Linked DNA regions of Mus musculus: region 1 is linked to region 2. A link is a loop called in an ENCODE intact Hi-C map of the cell type or tissue named here. Cell type or tissue: heart. All regions are shown on one strand. Each heading gives the region's core, and the rest is flanking DNA. Links, peaks and the distances in the headings are about the cores only. Region 1 overlaps Muc3 (mucin 3, intestinal). Region 2 holds the start of Gm38725 (a long non-coding RNA gene).

Evidence for each region. Hi-C counts contacts between places; a loop is a spot of excess contacts. Peaks named below come from ENCODE experiments on the same cell type or tissue, not always from the same donor. Only the 100,000 strongest peaks of a DNase experiment are listed, where the experiment ranks them.
Region 1: a loop joins it to region 2, with 4 times the contacts of the local background. A loop is called at or near these places in 7 of 42 quality-filtered maps.

Annotation. Positions count from the first base shown.
Region 1 is chr5:137,128,178-137,139,641 of GRCm38, forward strand. It overlaps Muc3 (mucin 3, intestinal), which reads right to left. Exons shown (of 13, transcript NM_010843.1): 10 at 10,011-10,172; 11 at 9,748-9,845; 12 at 8,880-8,959; 13 at 6,747-7,308. The coding sequence ends at 7,267. Among named protein-coding and RNA genes, the nearest start is that of Trim56, 18 kb to the left of the region's middle. In heart, for the core only: no CTCF peak of the experiment used is centred there; no DNase peak of the experiment used is centred there; H3K27me3 peaks cover 411 bases.
Region 2 is chr5:137,472,425-137,483,228 of GRCm38, forward strand. Epo (erythropoietin) reads right to left here. Exons shown (of 5, transcript NM_007942.2): 5 at 10,596-10,804. The coding sequence ends at 10,661. It overlaps Gm38725 (a long non-coding RNA gene), which reads left to right and starts at 5,612. Exons shown (of 3, transcript XR_868626.2): 1 at 5,612-5,885; 2 at 7,087-7,222; 3 at 7,440-8,040. It overlaps Gm36056 (a long non-coding RNA gene), which reads left to right and starts at 10,470. Exons shown (of 3, transcript XR_377150.2): 1 at 10,470-10,562; 2 at 10,683-10,760. Zan (zonadhesin) reads right to left here and starts at 4,640. Exons shown (of 88, transcript NM_011741.2): 1 at 4,605-4,640; 2 at 3,958-4,165; 3 at 3,140-3,192; 4 at 1,931-2,077; 5 at 1,516-1,787; 6 at 1,099-1,186. The coding sequence starts at 4,028. In heart, for the core only: a CTCF peak has its summit at 8,895 (motif pointing right); DNase peaks (open chromatin) are centred at 8,907 and 9,657; H3K27me3 peaks cover 372 bases.

The DNA.
Region 1 (11,464 bases), core at 2,348-7,347, 350 kb before region 2:
GCAGGTCTTTCCACTCAATTAATGTAATCACCCATGGGCATGTCTAGAGGCCTGTCTCTCAGGTGATTCTAGATTCTGTCCAGTTGACAATCTATGCTAACCATCAAAGACCTGGAGCCCTCAGTTTCTGCTAAGCTGGGTGGCCAGCCAGCCCCAGGGACCTGCCTGACTCCCCAGTACCCCCCCACAGTCTCATCAAAGCAAATGTCACACCCCTCCACATGTTTTCTTTCAAGGTCCCTAGAAATGGGACTCCACCCAAAGCCTGCTACATAGACATCTCATCATCTTCCCCTTCCAGAATCGTCCTGTCTAGAATGTAACTCCGTTCCACTTCCTCCAGGAAGCCCTCTGGGATATAGCCATTCACAAACAAATCTCTCTTACCCAACTCTCCGGGGGTTCTTATGCGACTTCGAACATTTCACTCATCTTTTTCTCTTTCCTGTCTGGGCCTGTGAGTAGGGTCTTCCATCCCTGGCTGCTTCTGTCCTCGCCCCCGCACCCTCGCCTTGTGCACAGAAGATGCACGTCTGGCTTGTTAAGCCAGCACCTCTGTTTAATTGAATCACTGCTTCCCTCTCTAGAGTTCTCTGCTTTCCTCGTGAGCAAGGCCAGGCCTCCCGCATCCTTCCTCTGGAAGGAAACAAAGCAAAAGGCATTGCCAACGGGGCTTCTTTCTCCATCCCAGGAGACCCGGGTTTTGTAAATCCAGCTTCTTTGCCATCTCTGGTTCTTTTCCGGTCACACTCTGTAAAGACTTAAGGACTGGGGAGGACAGAAGTCCAAAATTAAGCCAGGGGTTCAGAGTTTATCATGTAATAAATAAACTCCGAGGAATGCCAGTGCCCTACATCCAGAGTCTGCGGAGATGGGGGACAGCTGGGGAAAGGTGTCAGGTCTCTGAGTCCATTAACAACGTGGCTTTTAGGCCCCCTGGGGACTCCCGCATAACCCAGGAGGGTGATGTGCCTCTGTAGATGGAGTTTAAGTGACACCCCCAGGTGGGGCAGGTCTGATTCATCTGTGATGATACAGCAGGTGGGGGCAGGGCGGCAGCTACCTAGTTTGAGCAGCCAGACAGGAGGCTAGTCTCACAGGGGAGCCCCACAGTGAAGGAAATTTACAGCCTGTGTTGGAGCCAGAGAAAGTGGAATTGAACTTGGGCGATAATCAGTCTGATTAGGTTTGGCCTCCTGGAGGGAGCCAGAGGGAGGGAGGGAAGCAGAGCCAAGGAGAACAGGGGGGTTGGGAAGCCAGGCTAGCCAGCTAGCGTGGAGGTGCAAGCCCTAGAGGTGTCTTGAGGTCAAGAGCAACTGGAGGGCTGGGAGCAACGAGTGGTGGTGATGGGGTGGGGGCACTTAGCTATAGCCTGCAGTCGAAGCACTTGGGAGAATGAAGCAGGAGCTTTAGTTAAAAGGCTCTAGGCCAGCCTGGGCTGCACAGCGCCAAGCTCTGTGCCAGCTGCCCCACCCCCATCACCATCCCAAGAACAAGAAAAAAAAACAGTGGGGGAAATTGTGTGGATGAGTGAACCCCAATGTACAGAAAGTGAGTGAGTGAGGTTACCAGGCTGGGCGTACCTGGGCTCAGGTTACCACCACGATGAGGAAGCTGGGGGGGGGGGGGGAGGCTGGAGTGCCCATGACCTCACCTCCCTGTGTTGGCTTACAAGGCAGGTGCTGGCATGATGAAAGGCTCAGATCCTTCACTGGAGCAGGGTGTGATGGTGCAGGCCTGCTAAGACCCTACTTGGAGATTGAAGGCAAGATGATGGAAGAAAGTTCAAGGCCAGCCTGGGCTACATAGGGAGTTCGAGGCCAGCCTGGAACTGGCCTTATACTTAGTGAGACCTTGTCTCAAAAAGCAAAAGGAAGGCCACCAGGGGTGTTTTTCAGTGGTAGAGCCCCTGCCTAGAATCCCCCAGGGAGGGGCTGGGGGCATGGCTCAGTGGTTAGAGTACTAAACATGGGTGAGACTCTAGTTTCAACCCTCAGTTTAGGGAGAAAAAAAAAAAAACCAAACCACCTTCATAAACAGTCCCCACCACATCTTGCTGGCCATCTTTGGTGGCCTCGGCTTGTAGACTCATCACCTTCCTCATCCCATCTCCCTGTGTTACCTGGCATTCCCTTATCATGTGTGTCTTTGTGTGCAAACATCCCCTCTTGGTAAGAATAACTTTCAGCTAGGGTCCGCCCTCTTTTAGTGTGAGCCTGTTTGCTGTCACTGCTGTTTAAATCTTGGAGAAAGGACTTACTATGATGCCCTGGCTGTTGTTGACCTTCTGACCATCTTTCCTCCACCTGCCAGTCCCCTCAGACTGTCACTTTAGCACTCTGGGCACACCACTGGTCTGTGCCTCGGTTGCCCTCATTTATGATATGACGGTCGCTCTGTTTTTCACATTTGGCTAATTAATGGTTAACTATTGTGTGCATGTCTTTGAGCGTGTGTAGAGCTCAAGCTTGAGCATACAGGAGTCTGGGATTCTTTGCTGCTGTGGTGTAGGTCTCAGCAAGCTTGGGTTGTCAGGTTTGGCAGCATGTGAGTCATCCTTCAGGTCCTGGTCACTCCTTTTTTTACAAGTGTGACATCAGGGTTCAGGAGAAGCGACCTTCCCAGATTTACCCAGGTGGCCAGTGGCTGCTGAGTGTGGGAGCCGGCCAGTGTCTGCGTGGCTGGGTGGATGAGAGCAGACAGGGAAAGCTGTCGGCATGGATCGTGGGAGGTAGAGTTGAGAGCCCAGTGAAAGTCCGTCTCTTGGTGTGGTGGTGCACGCCTGTAATCCCAGCACTCAGAAGGCAGAGGCAGGAAGATCAGAAGTTCAGGGTTATCCTCAGCAACATCTCAAGTGGAAGAGCAGCCTGGTCTACAAGAGACCCTGTTTCAGATGAAAAGAAAAAGAGGGGAAAGGTCTTCCTCCCGTTTCGTGGATGAGCAGGTTCATGAGAGAGAATTCCTTCTTTTTTTAAATTAAAAATTTACTTGTTTTATTCATGTGCACGTGTGCATGTACATGTGTGCATTCACACGTGTGTATGTGCGTATATGTGTGTGCACATGTGTGTGTGCATGTGTGTATGTGCATGTGTGTATGCATGTGTGTGCATGCATGATGCATGTGTGTATGTGGGTGTGTATGCATGTGTGTGTGTGCTCACGTGCATGAATGCTCCAAGGCTTTCTTGCCTTGACAAGTAAGGTCAAAGAAAACTGCCAGGAATTGGTTCCCTCCTACCCTGTGTGCCCCAATAAACAAACTCAAGTCGTCAGGCTTGGTAGCTTGTGCCTTTAACCAATGATCCATCTTGCCAGGCCCCTGAGAAGCAGCTCTTAACGTGAAGACATCTAGATTCAACACACTGAGGGTTTTGAGAATAAATGCAAAAATGAACCAAGTGTAGGCTGCAGATTTTCTAAGGGAAATGGCTAAGAAACTGACCAATGCCTGCAGATGCTCAGCGTTCACACGAGGGGGCAGCAGAGTCCAGGTTCTGTCTTAGATTAGACTCTAAAGTGCCTTGGAGTAGGAGGCCTTCTAAGGGCAAAATGGACACTCAGTCTAGAGGCCAGAAGAATAGAAAATGAATGTTGGGCCATGCCTTTAATTCCAGCACTCAGGAGGCAGGTGGATCTCTATAAGTCAGAGGCCAGCCTGATTTACACAGCAAGTTCTTGGCTGGCCAGTGCTACATAGTGACACACTGTCTCAAATAAATAAATAAATAAATAAACAAACAAATGAACTGGAGAGATGTCAGCAGTTAAGAGCACTGGCTGTTCTTCCAGAGGACCTGGGTTCAATTCCCAGTATCCACAGGTCAACTCACAACTGTCTGTAACTTCCCTTCCAGGAGATCTGACTCCTTCATACATGCAGGCAAAACACCAATGCATATAAAATATAAACAAACAAACAAGCAAACAAACAACCCAGAATCATCTCCAAGGATTGGAGGGAGGGCTCACTGGGTAAAGTACTTGCTATACAAGTGTAAAGACCTGAGTTAGAACCCACAGAATCACATATAGATGAACCAGTAGCACACATTTGAACTTCCAGTGTTCCTATGTTGAGATGGGAACCAGAGCCTGGAAGTTGGTGGCTCAGCCGGTCTGGCACAGGCAGCAGTGAACAGGAAGACATCTCCGCCAAGATGAGAGGGAAATTGGAGGACATTAGAGGTTATTCTCATGTTCTCCGTGGCACACATTCCCCCACACAAACCTATACATGCACACATTACAAAGCTAAAAAGAATCAAATTTAAAACGTATGCCTCACAAGTCAGTGAGAATATCTCAGCAGATAAAGGTGCTTGCTGCCAAGCCTGACTACCTGAGTTCAGTGCTCCAGACTCACACATTATAAAGAGAACCAACTCCCACAAGTTGTTTTCTGACCATGCGTGTGGTAGCACACACCTGTGTGAGCCCCTCTGAGCACACACAAACACATGTGAGAATAAAACATCTGCAAAATGTTCAGACTTGTAGCAGAGTAGTAGACCTGAGGAATGACCTGGTTCTTGTTAGGCAGAAGGTCAGACTGGATCCAAGTGGTCACATGATTCCCCACAGTGGGGAGGAGAGAGCTGGAAATATAGGAGTCCCATCTCTTAGGAGCTCTCCGAAGAAACATGAGCTTTGTCCGAGGGAAAGTATAGAACTTGGGTTATTTTTTAAATGTACTATTATTTTGCGTATGTAGAGTGTGTATGCTCATGTGTGCATGTGGAGTGTATATTCATGTGTGTGTGTGTGTGCTCATGTATATATGCAGTGTGTGCTCATGTGTGTATGCAGAGTGTGTGTGCGTGCTCATGTGTGTATGCAGAGTGTCTGTGTGCTCATATGTGCATGTGGAGTGTGTGTGCTACATGTGTGTATGCAGAGTGTATGTGCTCATGTGAGTATGTGAAGTGTGTATGCACATGTGTGTGTATGTGGAGTGTATGTGATCATGTGTGTATGCAGTGTGTGGAGTGTGTGTGTGCTCATGTGTGCATGTGGAGTGTGTATGCATGTGTTTGTGTGTATGTGGAGTGTAGGTATCTGTGCTCATGTATGTGGAGTGTGTATGCATGTGTGTGTTCTCATGTGTGTATGCGGAGTATGTGTGTGTTTGCACACGCATACATGGAGACCAGAGGAGAAAGTCAGGTGACTTGTTCCATTGCTCATTCCTTCAGATGGGGCCCTGGATCTGCAGCTAGGCTGGGAGCTGGGATTCCAGACAATGTGGGTAACCATGTGCAGCTTTTTTATTTTTTTAAATGTTTATTTTCTGAGACAGAGTCAAATCGTATGGCTCTCTACTGGTCGGTTTTCTGTGTCAATGTGATATAAGCTAGAGTCATCAGAGAGAAAGGAGCCTCAGTTGAGGAAATGCCTCTGTGAGATCCAGCTGTAAGGCATTTTCTCAGTTAGTGATAAATGGGGGTGGTGCAATACCTGGGCTGGTGGTACTGGGTTCTGTAAGAGAACAGGCTGAGCAAGCCATGGAGAGCAATACAGTAAGCAACATCCTTCCATGGCCTCTGCATAAATTCTGGTCTCCAGGTTCCTGTCCTGCTTGAGTACCTGTCCTGACTTCCTCCAATGAAGTGATCTGGAAGTATAAGCTGAGTGAATCCTTTCCTTCCCAGCTTGCTTTTTGGTCATAGTGTTTTAGTAGTAGCAGTAGAAATCCTAACTAAGACAGGCTCTGACTGGCTGGAACTCACTCTGTAGACCAGGCTGGCCTTGAATCACAGAGACATGCCTGCCTCTGTCTCCCGAGTGCTAGGACTAAAGGTTTGAGGCATCAAACCTGGCAATCACAGCTTCTTAAAGCATTTAGTACACTTTAATTATGTATTTTGTGTGAGTATATGTATGGACGTGTGCACACACATGTGTCACAGTGCACATGTGAGGATCAGAGGTCAGTGTGTGGGGGTTGATTCCCTCCTATCAGGTCTGCTTTGACAGGAAGTACCTTTAGTCACTGAGCTATCTTGCCAGTTCTCCTCTTTTGCTTAACTTGGCTTCTGGATTTCAACTCAGGTCTTCATGCTTGCCCAAAAAGCCATCTCTCCAGACCCCAGAGAGCTTGACCCTCTTCCTGCCTCAGGTGTGTGAATAGGTGTGGTCCTGCCTCATGTCATCCCCCAGAGATCAGCAAGTGATGCTTGGGAATGTTGGGGGTGAAGACGTTCCCTCTCATGGTGTTGAGGGTTGAATTGCATCCTGGAGGGAAGAGGAGGTCCAGGACCCTGTATAGTGTGGCAAGTGGAGAAAGTTCTAGAGTCTGTAAAACTTGAAACCAGTTTGACATGGTTACTTTTAGCTATTATAATCATATATGAGGGGAGAGGGTCAGAGAGGCTATTAAGAGTGTGACCGTTCTTTTTAAGCCCTCACCTTTCTTACTCTCTAGCCCTCCTTCTCCCCCCCTCCACATGGCCATGGCCAGTCTCTCTCTACCTTCTGTCTTTCTCCCTGCCTTTCTACAATAAATCTCTAAAACCATTTTTTTTTTTAAAAAGAGTGTGATTGCTCTTACAAAGGAATTTGACTTCACTTCCCAGCACTAGAAAAAAAGACAATAATAGCCTGTTACTACAGTCCTGAGGCTCTGATGCCCTCTTCTGGATATCATGGGCAATTGCATGCATGTGCACACACACACACACACACACACACACACACACACACACACAGATATGCACACACAAGCATAATTAAAAACAAAATAAGTATTAAAAATAAGCATATAATTGTATTTACATTGAATGCAATAAAATAAAAGCTTTAATCATACCCAGTCTTAAAAAGAAATTTAAAACTAAGCATGCCCTTGTAAAGACAGATGGTCTATGTTAAAAACAGTGCTTGCCATGGAGATGGGAGGTAATCTTTCTTAGAAGCGTGCTTTGCTGATGGTAAAATGCAACCCAAAGTTAAAACAACCGACGATGGCAGCGGGCCAGGCACTGTCCTTGGTGCTGATTGCCGGACCACGGGTAGGAGACATCTCTGGGCATGGGATTCTGGGAGGTTTCGCCTACCATCGTAACATGACCACTGCAGTTTCCATACTGTCGGCGCTTCCAGCATCATCTCTCTGGTACCCATTCTAGGTAACTGCAGGGTCTATTTCCCAGTAAGTCTCTATGCGGAATTCTCAATGTAGGGTGTGTTCCACCACGCTTGGCTAAACACGCTTCTCCTCAGTCCTCAGGTCCACAGATCCATGCAAAACCGCTTTTGTGTTAGTGTTTACAACGATGTCATGACTACCTGGGGCCTCTGAATCTGGATCTGAAAAGAGAAACAGAAACAGATAAGGGCTGAACACAGGAGAAATCTAGTTTGCAAATCATGTAAGACTCGAGTCTATAGAAGACTCAGCTGGAACTTTTAAAAAAAGTTTTTCTTTCTTTCTTTCTCTCTCTCTCTCTCTCTCTCTCTCTCTCTCTCTCTCTCTCTCTCTCTCTCTCTTTCTTTCTTTCTTTCTTTCTTCCTTCCTTCCTTCCTTCCTCCTTCCTTCCTTCTTCCTTCCTTCTTTCTTCCTTCCTTCCTTTCTCTTTGTCTCTGTCTCTCTCTCCCTTTCTTTCTCTTTTTTCTTTTGAGACAGAGTGTCACTATATATCCCTGGATAGCTTGGATCTTACTCTGTAGACCAGGTTGGCCTTGAACTCACAGAGATCCACCTGCCTCTGTCTCCTGAGTGCTGAAGTTAAAGATGTGTGTTACCATGTTGGATCTATATTTGATTTCTTGTGTGTGTGTATGTGTGCATCCAGGAACGACATATGGGAAACAGTTTCCTCTTTCACGTGGATCCTGGGAGTTGAACTGAAGTCACCAGGCTTGTTGGCAAGCATCTTTCCTCACCAAACTGTCTTGCCTGCCCTGGAATCTTGTTTTTTAGAGTCTAGTACAAGCAGGTTGTAGTCTCTCTTCCCGGCAAGGTGGGTAGATCTTATCTTTACCCCAAGGCTTCTCCTGTCTTAAAATATTCCACATATTTGAAATGAAATGTTTGGAGACAGAGTCTCATGTAGCCCGGGCTGGCCTTAAACTCATGCCATGGCAAAGGAAGACCATGAATTTCTGATCTACTTGCTTCTACCTCATCAGTACTGGGAGTACTGGGGTGACAAGGCTGTACCAGCAGCTTCTGAAAAGGCAGGATGGAGACCAGGGTTTTGTGTGTGGCAGGCACGCACTTTACCAACTGAGCCCCATGCCCAGCAGTAAACTATATTTTAAATGTTATAATGACTTGCTGATATATACCCATAACCCCAGCACTCAAGAGGTTGGGGCAGGAGGAGCATAAATTTGATGCCGGCTTGGGCTCCACAGTAAGACCCTGTTCCCAAAAAACTTTTAAATTCTTTTTAAAAACAATTTATTTATTTTATGTGTATGAGTGTTTGCCTACATGTATGTAAATGTGTCCTGTGCATGCTGGTGCTTATGGGCATCATATCCCCTAGTGACATGTTCCCTGGGACTGCAGTTGGATGGTTGTGAACCATGATGTGGGTGCTGGGAACCAAACACAGTCCCTATAAGATCAACAAGCATGCCTCACCACTAAGCCTTCTCCAGCCTCTCCCCCACACAAGGGACTTTTAAATCACTAGGGCATCAAGGACATACCTAAAGCCCAGAAAGAAACAGAGTCTGAAGCCAGGGGAAGTACTGAGTTCCTCTCCCCCGCCTCTTGCCCTTCTGAGTAAAAGCGCTGAAGTGTGTTCCAGAGACCACTGCCTGGGCCAGCACACAAGGGCTTTGCTTGCCTGAGGATTCTACCAGGTAGAAGGAGCAATGGAGGGCTCAGGGCACAGGAGGGGTGGGTGGCTCCTCCAGGTTGTTCTTACCTTTCTTTCTGGGTTTATGTGGTTTAGGGAAGGCTGGAAGGTGTTGTACACAGAGTCCAGGGGCATGTAGTTTTCTCGTTCTGAGGGAGGAAGGAGCAGAAGGTATTAGGAAGATATGCTCATCCTTCCTTCGAGCCCCACTGATGGGAAGGGGCTCATCCCACAGCCATGAAACGAAAACCAACGGGAATGTGGCAGACTGCATAAATCAGTTGCGGTCAACGTGAGTTACGTAGAGAAGCTGTGTCTCAGAAAGTCCGGAGACACAGCGGGGTTGAACTTTAGGAGTCCACTTCCTCCAGCCTCCAGAGTGCTGCAATTAAAGCCAGGCTTTCTTTTTTTCCTTTTGGAGACAGGGTCTCTTGCATCCCAGGCTGACCACAAATTCACTATATAGCCAAGCGTGTCTTTGTCTGCTGGGACTACACAGCTACACTACCACATCTGATTTATGTAGTACTGGAGGTCAAACTCCACCCATGCTCAGCCAGCACTCTACCCACTGACTCAGCCCCTCAGCCCTGTTCTTAGAAATGATAAGGCTTGCATTTAACAATACGTAATGTTAACCTCTTTTCTGAGATGTAAGTCACTTCTTGATGAGGAAGCTCACTCCTGGGACCTCATCTATGCCCCCAAAGGAATAGCATTATGCTCTAGAGAAAACTACACCATTAGTCGGCTCCGTGCCTCCCGTAGGGTGTTGCATACAGTTCACATGTTTTATTTGACCCAGGTTCCAGGTAAGCCTTTGAATGTGGACTAAGTGTTCAGAGATGGGAAATGATCACAGGACCTTTTCCAGGTCTCCTGCCTTCCACCCTTCCTATTATTCTGAGTGTGAACTCCACAGAGATGGTCAATATACCTTCATTGTGGTCAAAACCAAAGTTGTGGAAGGTTCCGGGAGATGCTCTGCCTTCCTCTTCACCCCACTTGTACATCTCAGACACTCTGGACCGTTGCCTATTGGGAGAAAGCGCCACGGAACTCAGTTATGATCAGAGACGAGAGACAAGAACCCAAGGTGAGCTACACCTCTGCTTCCAGCAGTGCGCAGTCCACCGAGGGCGAGAACGTAGAAGGGTGGGCGGGGTAGGAAGGCGAAGGAAGAGTGCGCATGCGCCTTACCTTTGCGCATCTTTTCTGAAGCGGATGGAGAACACGAGGAGGATCACGAGGATCACCAACAGCACTGCCACGCCGGCTCCCCCAAGTCCATACACCAGGCTTTTCTGGATGCCCCAGTCGCAGTTTTCCCCGCTGTACCAGTGAGTATCCGTGATCAGGCAGCTGAGATAGGAGAAGGGGCAGAGAGAAGAGTCAGTCATTGCTCCGGCCTCATGGGACACTTAGCGAGGTGCAAGTTTGAATGGAGTTCTGAGGAGATGAGCAGGTGACAGGTCCAAGTCCAGTCTCTTTAAGCAGGTTCAGCCAGGAACCCAGTTACAGGCCTTTGCCCCCAACAGTAGTCCGGGCCCCAAGGCAGTTGTTCTAAGCCTGTTTCCTCCCTACACCCGAAGCCAACCCGTCTACCTGCTCACCCAGTGTTTTCATTTTCAGTCTTGTTTGCGAACACCCTCAACTCTGTTTCTGATCTAGAGCCCATCTTTCCTGCCCTAAGGTCTTCTTGCCCAAGTTGTTCTTGTCTATCCATTTCATCCCTGATTCACCTTGAATCAGCTTGGGAGCCTCTGTTCCAAGAAGCTATCCTAGAGTAACCACTAGGATACGCGTGTGTGCGTAAGTGTTCACAGGTGTGTACGTGTGTGTGTGTGTGTGTGTGTGTGTGTGTGTGTGTGTGTGTGTGTGCATGTGGAGACAGAGGCCAACCTCGGGTGTTATTCCTCAGGTACTGACCACCTGTTTTTTTGAGACAAGTCTCTACACAGTTGTAATGGTTTGAGAGAAAAATGTCCCCACAGTATTTGAATGTTTGACCCCCCCAACTTGGTGATGATGTTTAGGGAGGTTCTGGGACCTTTAAGATGTGGAGCCTTCTAGAAGACATGCATCTCAAAGTCAGCGTTCAGAGCTTATAGCCGTTCAGAGCTTATAGCCGATAGCCTCTTGCCATTTCCGGTATGCTCCCTCAGTTTCCGGTGTGATGGAATGTGATTGGCTAGCTCCTGTCCTGGTTCCCTGTTGCCACGCCTTCCTCACCTTATGAAACCACCCCTACCCCCCATTCCCCCTGCGATGGAACCACAGCAACAAAAGTAATTAATACACTGGTTTGGAGCTTGAAAAGTAATCCAGGCGGGCTGGCCAACCAGTCCCGGGGATCCACGTGTCTCCAGTGCTGGAACATGTTTTTAAAATTATTTTTAGTTTTTGAAGTAAATTTATTTTTTATGTATATGAAAGTTGTCTGCATATACACGTATGTACCATGTGCACGCAGTACCCGTAGCAACACGAAAAGGGCATAGCATTTCCCAGAAGTGGAGTTTCAGGTGGTTGTCAGCCACCAGGTGGGTACTCTAACTTCTGACATCTCTCTCTAGCCCATGCCTGGCTTTGTTTACTGGGGGCTAGGGATCTGAACTCAGGTCCTCATGCTTGCATGGCAAGCATTTTTATCA
Region 2 (10,804 bases), core at 5,805-10,804:
ATATGGGGCCTAGCAACAACACTCAGCAATAAAGTATTCTCCTAAAACCTACCAATGAAAAACTAGAGCCATTGTTCAGTGGTAGTGCCCTTGTCTAGAATTCTCCAGTGAGAATCTGGGGGTGTGGCTCAGTGATAGAGCATTTGCCCAATGTCTACAAAGCCCTGATTAAACCTCGATATCAAAAGGAAGGGGCTGTGTGATTTCTGTCGCAAGAGGAAGCTTAGGAAAAAAATGCCTCAGCCAGAACTCTGAGGCCCACTCTCAAGGCTGCAGGGTGTGTTAGCAAGCTTTGAGGCCAACCTATATCCTACTGCTCAAGAGTTCTGCTCTTGGTACAAATTACATACCCTGCCCAGTCTATAAACTGGGCATTGTCTCTGTGTAAAGCTGTAAATTAAATGATGTTTGTGGAGCATCTAGCCCATGTTCAGCGAGTCTAAGTTCCTTGTATAGGGCTGGATTTTTCCCTTCCAGCCAGCCTAAAAGGAACACTCTGCATATATCAGAGTAGTAGTGTGGGGTAACCCCTTCGATGACTTTACAGTCAGATTTTCAAGACACCGAAGACTTCTTTTGTTTTAGAGACAGCATGGAATGCAGCCCAGGCTTGCCTCAAAATTGCCATGTGGCCTAGGATAATCTTGAATTTAGGATCCTCCTGCCTCTACGTCCAGAATGTATGCCATCACAAGGGAACCGTGCATGCTGGCCAAGTGCTTTACTAAGATCCATCTCCCAGCCCACCAAGGGTTTATGGACACACACACAGGCTAAGCTAGGCCAGCGTGTGGCCATGGGTCCTGGTCAGTCACTGTAGACTAGATAACCATGTTGAAAGGGGATCTCTTGCATAGTGACTGCTTGAGGAGCCAGGGGTGCAGGATGAAGTAGCACCAAGAAACCAGAAGCTTCAATTCATGAGAAACCAGGGTCCTGCTTGCTGAGCAGTCTCACCCCTAGTTTGGAAAGTTTGACGGGTGTGTGTGTGTGTGTGTGTGTGTGTGTGTGTGAGAGAGAGAGAGAGAGAGAGAGAGAGAGAGAGAGAGAGAGAGCAGTCAGGAGGAGGAGAGGCACTGAAGAGGGTCAGGAACTCACCCTGATTGCAGGTACCCCGCTGGATAGAGAGGCCATCCAAAGAGATGTCCAGGTAGGCGGTGTTTCCTCTCATGCCTTCAAACATCAGCTGCGGAATTAGGGACAAAGAGACCCTGATCCTGTGAGCCACATGACTGGCCTCCTTTCTCTGTGACTGCTGGTTTCCATCCTGAACTCAGATGGCTGGGGCTCCAGGTCCCCTCTTTTTAAAAAGTGCATAAGCGTGGGTCAGAGGACACGTTTTGGGAGTGGGTTCTAGCCTTCTACCACATGGGTCCTGGAGATGATCTCAGGTCACCAGGCTTGATGCAAGAAAACTCCATGATGGCCCTCTGAGCTCCCCCTCGGCCTCCCTTCCTAAGCCACCTCCCTTAGATCCCTTCCTCACCAGACTTTTAGGTCTGCTCTTAACCTCACCCAGCTTGGTATATCATGATCTGCTGGTACAGTGACAGTGGTGGGCATCCAAGAGGGACTCTGGGTGTTCACATGTTTCCAGAGTACATAGGGCCGGAGGTGCTTCCGGCCCCTGAGCAGCAGCAGTCTGAGCTGGGCGCCCCATGACAGCCCGAACATGTGGAAAGCAAAATGGACGCAAAGGGGGCCTTGCTCCCATATGTCAGGGCTACGCAGGCGTGCCACTCCGCCCTGAGGGAAGGTCTTGGGATCCATGTGCAGGTAATACCCCTCTGTGGGGAGACAGAGTGGAAAGGGCTGAGTCTTTGCTGTCCGCAGGAGCCATCCCATCCACCCCCTGCTCAGCTCTGCTTCCAGCAGTCCCCTCCCAACTTTATCCCCTCTCCAAACTTTAGGCTTCCCTCAAACCACTTACCTCCATTGGGGTACCCCCCAGGGGGGCCAGAAGTGCCCGTCAGGGAGGGTCCAGTAGTCCGAATCCAGTCCCCATCATCTGCAGACATTTGAGACCAGTCACAGAAAGGTCTGGAATTGTCTTCAAAGTCACACTTGGAGAGAATGGCTGGGAAGAAAGAGTCTCTGTGAGGCCTCAGAAAGGGCAGAGGGCAAGGGTTAGGTCACAGAGCCACACTGGGAGGTGGGGGTCAGCAGGGTCACTAAGTATGGAGAAGGCTGCCACTAAGAGCTCAGATCCAGAGCAGAGATGTGGGAGACACAGAACTGGGGGGGGAGGGAGGCAAAGCTGGAGAGTAGAGAGAGTAGATGACAAAGTTGGGGAGCACAAACTAAGGTCCAGGCTGATTCAGACAGACAGGCTTTGTCTTGGTAGCAATGTGTTTAGTCGTGGCAGTTACTGTTATCTTGGTGTGTGCATGCATGTGTGTGTGTGTGTGTGCAGATGTGCATGCATGTAGAAGTTAGAGGTCAATATCAGATGTCTTCCTCCATTTCTCTCCACTTTATGTTTTGAGACAGGATTCGCCGATTCAACTATCCTGGCTGGCCAAGGAACCCTAGAGATCCTCCTGTGTGTGCCTCTACAGTGCTGGAACTACAGCACCTACCACTGCAAGCTCTTTACATGGATGCTAGAGATGGAGCTCGGGTCCTTAGGGTCCTTAAGCTTGTGCAGCAAGGAGGCTACTGAGTTATCTCCCAGCACCCCTGCCTCATGTTCTCATGCAGCCCAAGGTGGCCTTGAACTCCACATCCTCCTGCCTCAGCCTCCTGAGAGCTGGGATTACAGGTGTGCACAACAATACCCAAGCCTACTGTTTTGTTATTTTGAGACAATGTGCTCAAAATGCTGCTATGTAACCCTGGCTAACCAGGACCTTGTGATCCTGCTTTGGCTTCCCAGTGCTGGCTTGGCAAGCCTGTGTCATCATATGCAGTGATTGTCATAATTAATTTGAACAGGGATCTTACAGGTGGAGTTAGGCCCAGTTTTCCCACTGTTCCCTCCACCCTTCAGTTCAGGAACTGCCCTTGGCGTATGTATCCCATGTTTATGTGATTGCTGTCCCCTGACTACGAGCCCTGTACTAGGACAGGAGGAGAGTTCACGGTTAGAGCAGGTTGTAAGGAGGGGAAGGAGGCCTGAGCAGGTCTGGTTCCAACTCACAATCCTCCCTCGAAGTGTGCACCATCGGCCCCAGGTCTGGAGAGTTCGGTCTCCTTGGGATTGGTTTGGAGAAAGCAAAGAATGTCACCTTTGTCATTATTCAAATTATCATTAATACTATGATTATGTTGTGTCTTTTTTTTCTTTTAAGACAGGGTCTCATGTAACCCAGGCTAGCCTCAAACGCCCCTAAGTGACCAAGGATGACCTTAATTAAGCTCATGATTCTCCTGCCTCCACCTTCTAAGTACTGGGGTTACAGGAGTTCACCACCGCATCTGGCTTATTTCTTTTAGAGACAGTCTTTTGATGAGTAGCCTAGGCTAGCCTCAAGTGTTCAATCTTCTTGCCTCCCTCACCTTTAGTGCTAGGATTATAAGTTTGCACCACCACACTCAGCTCCCCTCCCCACCTTACAAACTCAATTTAAAAAACCTTCCTCTTCCATCAACTTGGGTCAGAATTTCCTACAATTCAACTGCTACTTGTCCAAAGCCCTGCACCCAAGTTCAAGGAATCAAAAACACCTCTCATTCCTTGCCACCTTCCGTCTTGAACTCTGACCTATCAGCTTTGCCTACTGTGGGGTTTTGGAGGGTGTAAATTTTTTGTCTTTCCCTCCCAGCCTGGAATGTCACCTCAATTTCAGGACCTGGGGATGTGAGGCTCTCCCTGTCCTGGCCAGTAGGCCACCTTCTTTCCAGCCCCACTGACCGTCTCCTTACCTCCCTCCCCAGTCTCCTGACTTCCGTTTTGAGTCAGGGTCAACCTGGTAAACCCCTGACCCATTTATCACTGCTCTCCCCAGTCCAGCTTACCACGCAGGCACTTGTTCCTGGCCCCAGGCAGCCCCCACCAGCAGCATCAGGGTCCAAACTGGCAGAGCCATGAGGGACCTCGGAGGTGGCCCTCAGGTGGAGAAGATTACAATGAGGATCCCAGGCCACTTTATAAACACCTGGCCCTCCTCTCTTGTCACCCTTCTGAGGAGGCCATTAAAAAAAAATCACAGAATTTGAGAAGTCCCTAGGAATATAAAGTTATCAAAGTTGAAGTGGAAAACCCAATAAAAAAGTTATAGACAGAAATAAAAAGGGAGATAGAAACAGATCCAGGAAGTTCTAACATCAAGCAACAAGGAGTTGGATAAGAAACAACAAAGGAAAAGAAGACCGAGAGATAGAGTCTCGCAGAGCCCAGGCTAGCCTCAGATTCATGATGTAGGCAAGGCTAGCCTTGAAATCCCTGAAGCTTCCACCTCCAAATGCTGGGATTATAATCATGATAGCCACTAAGCAAGCACTATCGAGGTCTCCCAGAGCTGAGACACTCGGGTCTCTTAATTAAAAGGTACCTAGTGTGCTGGATTCAGAGACCCACAGAAACGGCTTTGTGAAATTTCAGAATATCAGGGCTGACAGGAAGATGGAAGACCCTTTTAGACAGTGAGGATCAAGTCACATACTAAGGACCGGGGATCCTCATGGCCTCCTCAGTCTCCTCGGTAGCAACCATAGGTTCTAAAGGCAGCAGAACACTAGCTGCAGAATGCTGATGGGAAAATCATTCAAACTTAACATTCTACAACTGAAGACAGTGGCAGATGCTGTTGAGAGTCACATGAATGGCTGGAAATGAGGGACAGAGAATTGAAGGACTTACTTACTCAGAGAGGAAGAAATGCAAGTGGCCAGGAAGCATTGAAAGTGTGTATGTGGAGCCGGGCATGGTGACGCCTTTAATCCCAGCACTCAAGAGGCAGAGGCAGGTGGATTTCTGAGTTCGAGGCCAGCCTGGTCTACAGAGTGAGTTCCAGGACAGCCAGGGCTACACAGAGAAACCCTGTCTCGAAAAACCAAGAAAAGAAAGAAAGAAAGAAAGAAAGAAAGAAAGAAAGAAAGAAAGAAAGAGTGTGTGTGTGTGTCTATGTGCCTATCTGTGTATATGTCTGTGTGTGTCTGTGTGTCTATGTGTGTGTGTGTCTGTGTGTTTATGTGTGTGTATGTGCCTGTCTATGTATATGTCTCTGTGTGTATGTGTCTCTGTTGTGTGTCTCTGTGTGTGTGTGTGTACCTGCCTGTGTGTGTATGTTTATGTGTGTCTGTGCCTGTCTGTATCTGTGTGTGTATGTTTATGTGTGTCTGTGCCTGTCTGTGTCTGTGTGTATGTCTCTGTGTTTGTGTGTCCCTGTGTTTATCTGTGTGTCTGTCTGTGTGTGTGTGTTTGGGTCTGTGTGCATGTAAGTCAGAGGACACCTTTCAGTAATTCTGTCCTTTTACTTCATGGATTCTGAGAATCAAACTGTTAGATTTGGCAGCAAGTTGAGCCATCTTGTCGACCCCTATTTCTCTAAGACAGTCTTATAGCCCAGGTTAGCCTCCAATTGTGACTGGCATGCCACCATGCCAGTTTATGTGGTATTGAGAATCAAACCCTAGGTATCATACTAGGCAAGCTCCTCACCAACTGAGCCACATCCCCAGTCTTTTCTTTTGTTTTTTCAGACAGGGTCTGTGTAATCCAGGCCGGACCTCGTTGTCTAGTCCCAAGCCACCTTCAAACTCGTGGCAGTTCTCCCATCTCAGCCTCTCAAGTGCTGCAGTCCCAGCTATTCAGCAGACTGAGGCAAGAAGATTGCAAGTTCAAAGGCAACCTGGGCAACTTATTGAAACCTTGTCATGAAAGAAAACATTAAAGGAAACATGAGTGTGGAATTTAGCCAGTGGGGAGTACACAGCTAGTGCGGGTAAGATTCAGCGATCCTATCTGGGCACCACACATGCTCGCAGATGCACATAGGGGCACACACCTTAAAGATTTATTTATGTGCAGTATGTGTCCAGGCGAGTGGAGGTGTTCAGAGAGGCCAGAGAAGGCCATCAGATCCCCAGGAACTGGAGTTATAGGTGACTATGAGCTGTTCACCTGGGCACCGGGGACAAAACCTAGTCCTCTGCAAGAGTAGCAAGTACTTTGAACCACCAAACCATCTCTCCAGTCCCCTGTAGTTTTTTAGTATTTTGTTAAAATTAATTTTCAAATTAAAAAACACCTAGACTACATATTATGTCTATAACATAGTGACTACATATATATATAGTCACAATTATACCAAATATACATGACTATATGTATATGTGACATACGCAGTGTGTGTGTATGTGTGTGCCTCTGATTTGTCCGGAGCTCTCCTAGTAGTCTGGGCTAGTAGTAGCCAGTAAGCCCAGGGACCCACCCATCTCCTTCCCTTCTTGTCATCGCTGGGATTACAGGCACACACCTCCACATTCATCTTTTTACATGGTTCTAGACATGCAAACCCGGGCCCTCATGTTTACCAGGAAAGCATTCTGCTGGCTGATCTGTTCCAGCAGGACTTCTTTTTGCTGTCTCAGAGGAAGCTCTAGAGTCCATGTTTGTCTTAGTCCAGGGTTTTAAAAAGGAACAGAACTAGAGCCGGGCGTGGTGGCGCACGCCTTTAATCCCAGCACTCGGGAGGCAGGGGCAGGCGGATTTCTGAGTTCGAGGCCAGCCTGGCCCACAAAGTGAGTTCCAGGACAGCCAGGGCTATACAGAGAAACCCTGTCTCGAAAAACCAAAAAAAAAAAAAAAAAAAAAAAAAAAAAAAAAAAAAAAAGGAACAGAACTGCTAGAATGAATATATACATACATATATACACATATACATACATACACACATATGCATACATATACATAAACACACATATACATATACACATATACATATATACATGCATATATAATAACAAAATACATTCATATATATGTGTATGTATATATGTATATATATGTATGTATGTATATATATGTGTGTGTGTATATATATATATGTACATGTATATATATATGTGTATATATATATATATGTGTGTATATATATATATATATATAATCCAGGTAACCTGGCACTGGCTGTCTCATTTCAGAAATCTTTCTGGAATAAGCATCCAACACTGAGAGTGGAGGAGAGAAGATGTCACCAGTGGACTGAAACCAGGACAGGTCCTGAAAGGCTTTGATCCTGGGCCATTTATATTCTCATCATTTTTCTAAAACCACCAGGTGGGTCAAGGAAGTGAGATTTTATAGAAGCATATGCGGCTATTTGTCAGCAGGTTGTTAAGGGCAACAACCCATTGTTTCAGCTGTTCCTCCAGGTCATTCTGCTCTGTAGCAAGTGAAGTCACTCTTGGCAAATAGGCAGTGCTTTAAGTAAATCACTAAATAATCATAAGTCAGTATCCGATAATTGCTCTTTTCTACCTAATTCTACTTTCAGTCTCACACTAGAGAGACCAAGAACCTAGCAATCATCCGGTGCACGAGGATGCTGTCTCAGTGACCCTGATCTGGCACCAGAGGCCTGGCCTTCAGTCCATGTTGGAATCCCAAGGAAGATGGTTCTAACATTGGTGAAGGATTGCCGCAGCAACAGAAATGCAGGCTGACCAGCAAGAGTGAGAGCATGCAGGCAAAAAAGCAGTTTTCTTCTCCATGTCCTATTCTGTGTCAGAGGGTGACACTCAAGCCAGGCAGTGGTGGCGCATGCCTTTTATCCCAGTGCTTGGGAGGCAGAGGCAGGTGGATCTATGGGAGTTGAGGCCAGCCTGGTCTACAGAGGGAGTTCCAGGACAGCCAGGGCTACACAGAGAAACCCTGTCTCAAAACAAAACAAAACCCTAAACAAATAAACAAAGAAAAAAAGAACAAAGACACAAAGAAAGGGAAAAAAGAGAGAGCAAGCGGGGCACCAGCAGCCTCTGCTCCCTGACTGTGGATGCCATGGGACCAGCGACCACAAGCTCCTGATGTCCTGCCTTCCCCGCCATGACAGACTGTGTTCCCAGAAGTGTGAGCTAAAATAAAGCCTCCGTCCTCTGAGTTGCCTCTTGTCTGTGTTTGGTTATAGCGATGAGAGATGTGGACAGGATGTTGGCTGATGAATGTTAAGCTCATGGTCAGATGCCAACTGGTTTTCAGTGCGTTTTCTTGCTCTGAAAAGCAAGACAAAAGCCTGGCATGTTAGCGCGTGCCTTTAATCCCAGCACTCAGGAAGCAGAGGAGGGCAAATCTCTGTGAGTTCAAGGTAAGCCTGGCCTACAGAGTGAGTTCCAAGACAGCCAGCGCTACACAGAGATGTCTTGTTTCGAAAAATAAGAACAAACAAAGCAACAAATGGTTAAAAGTGCTTGCTGCTCTTAAGGACAAGCAGAGGTCAGTTCCCAGTACCCACATGGGTGGCTCACAACTGCTCATAAATCCAGTTTTAGGGAATCAGACACCCTCTTCTCTCTCTCTCTCTCTCTCTCTCTCTCTCTCTCTCTCTCTCTCTCTCACACACACACACACACACACTAAAAATAAAATAAAATAAATCTTTTTAAGAAAAAAATTTCAAAACTAAGCCAGATATAATGGTCCAGGCCTGTACTCCCAGCACCTGAGGCAGGAAAATTCTAAGTTCCAGGCCTGCCTGGGCAATTTAGCCTCTGTCTCAAAAAAACACAGACAAACAACAAAACAAGCCTCCCTCTCAAGTTACAATAGACTTGATATAGAATTAATATTCCAGCTCCAACAGCCCAAAAAAGATACCTCAACCTTGCTCTTTCATAGCAACAGGGGTGGCAATGGGATGTCTGTTGTGGAAGTCAAAAAAAAAAAAAAAAAAAAAAAAAAAAATCACTGAAGGGAAGGATCCCAGAGGAAGGAGATTGCTGGCAAAGTTCCCTAACAGTTCCCAACTGCACCTCAAGAGGGCACTGTAGTCCAGGAACTAAGTTCACCTCCCCCAAAATTCTTTTGAGTCCTCCCCTTTGCTGCCTCCTCCCACCTGAATTATAGACACACACACACACACACACACACACACACACACACACACACACACACTCACTCCCAGCAAATTCCCTCCAGCCCCCAACTCCTTCAACCTACATGTAATTTTTCCTGCAGTGGACTTTGAAGGCTTTCCGGCTGGATTCTAAATGTCTTGTTTTGGGAACAGAATGAATGACAGCCACATAGAATAAAAGCCAGGATTGGGGTCCTGGTACTCTGTGCACCATCTTTGACTGGTCGGCTGTGTGGGTCTCTCTCCTAAGCATGCTTTCCCACATGAAGCACTATGGGAAAGGAATCCAAGGAACGACTTGGAGTCACCCGTGTCCCCTGCTGCCATACTTAGCACTTCTCAGTCTATTGACTCTGTCTAGTGGCAAGGAGAAATTCCCAGAGTGATACCCATCGGGACACAAAAGATAGATGGACTCACAAGGGGTTTATGTCCTGAGGTAAGTGACTACGGACATAATGATCCATTAACCAGGGTCGCCCATTGCCACCAACCCCTAAAGGGGAACCCCTCTGTACTGGCTCCTGTTTCCTCAACGGTGGCCCCAGCTCACTCAGCACTTGTCCTAGCGGGTTGGCAGCTGCCCACTGAGAGACAGCCTTGAATGGAGCCTGCTTATTGACTAGCGTGGGCAGGCATTGTGGCCTCAAGCCCAGAGGGGTCAAGAGGTCAGCCGGGCCATGCGAGGCAGCACGTAGGGCCCAACCCCCTCCACCTCTGGTTTCCCAGATCTGATGCCTTGCGACCAGATGGGGTGAGGTACAGCTAGGAGAGTTGTGTGGTGTGTACAGTCATGAAGAGAGACAAGCCAGGAGTCTGGTTGGTGATTTCAGCTGTTGCCAGTGGTATTTTTAAAAGACACAAAATGTCAAACCCTTTCCCTCCCATGAACGCTGAGAGTCAGCGGCCATTCTGTCTATGGCTCCTTGACCCTCTGTTGTCCAGTGCAGGGCTCGTGCTGTCTGGGGAAACCCCCATGAGATCTAAAGAATTCACGTCTTGCCCCCTAAATTCTCCAGGTCCTGTATTCTTCATAGATCCCACAAAGATTGGACCCCAAAGCTTGTCCTGTGGGGGGTGGGGAGAGGGGACTGGTTACAGTTCTGGCAGGGCACTAGTTGAGTTTGGACATCTCTGTCCCTGAGGTCTAAGTCGGTCTCTGGGAGCTGAGGACATAGTTCAGTTAATAGAGTGCTTGCCTAGCATGCAGGAAGCCCCAGCTTCCATCTCTAACACCCCATAAACGGGGACAGGGTGCCTGTAATCTCAGCACTTGAGAACCAGAAGCGGAAAGATCAGGAATTCAATGCTGTCCTTTAACTACACAGCGAGTTCCAGGCCAGCCTGGGCTATGTGAGACCTTCCTGTTTCAAAAAAAAAAAAAAAAACCTAAACAAATCCGAGCTGATTCTGAGGCTCTTCTTCTCTGGGGCCTCGGGCTTGTCCAGCGACATCTTTAGATTTCAGAATGGAGCTCTGGGAAGTTCTTCTGGCCCCGAGGATGTCACTGCTGGTGCTGGAGTGTCCATGGGACAGACTGGTAAGAAGGTAATGACCCGTTTGATGAGGGTTGGGAGTGGTGGAGGGTTGGCATGACACAGTGACGGGGAGCAAGTTCGTCGGTCCACCACGGTGGCAGCAGCATGTCACCTGTCCCCTCTCCTGCAGACCTCTCCCGTGTACAGCTTCAGTTTCCCCCGGAGGAAGTTGGCGTAGACCCGGAAGAGCTTGCAGAAAGTATCCACTGTGAGTGTTCGGAGTGGAGCAGGTGGGGTGGTATCTGGAGGCGA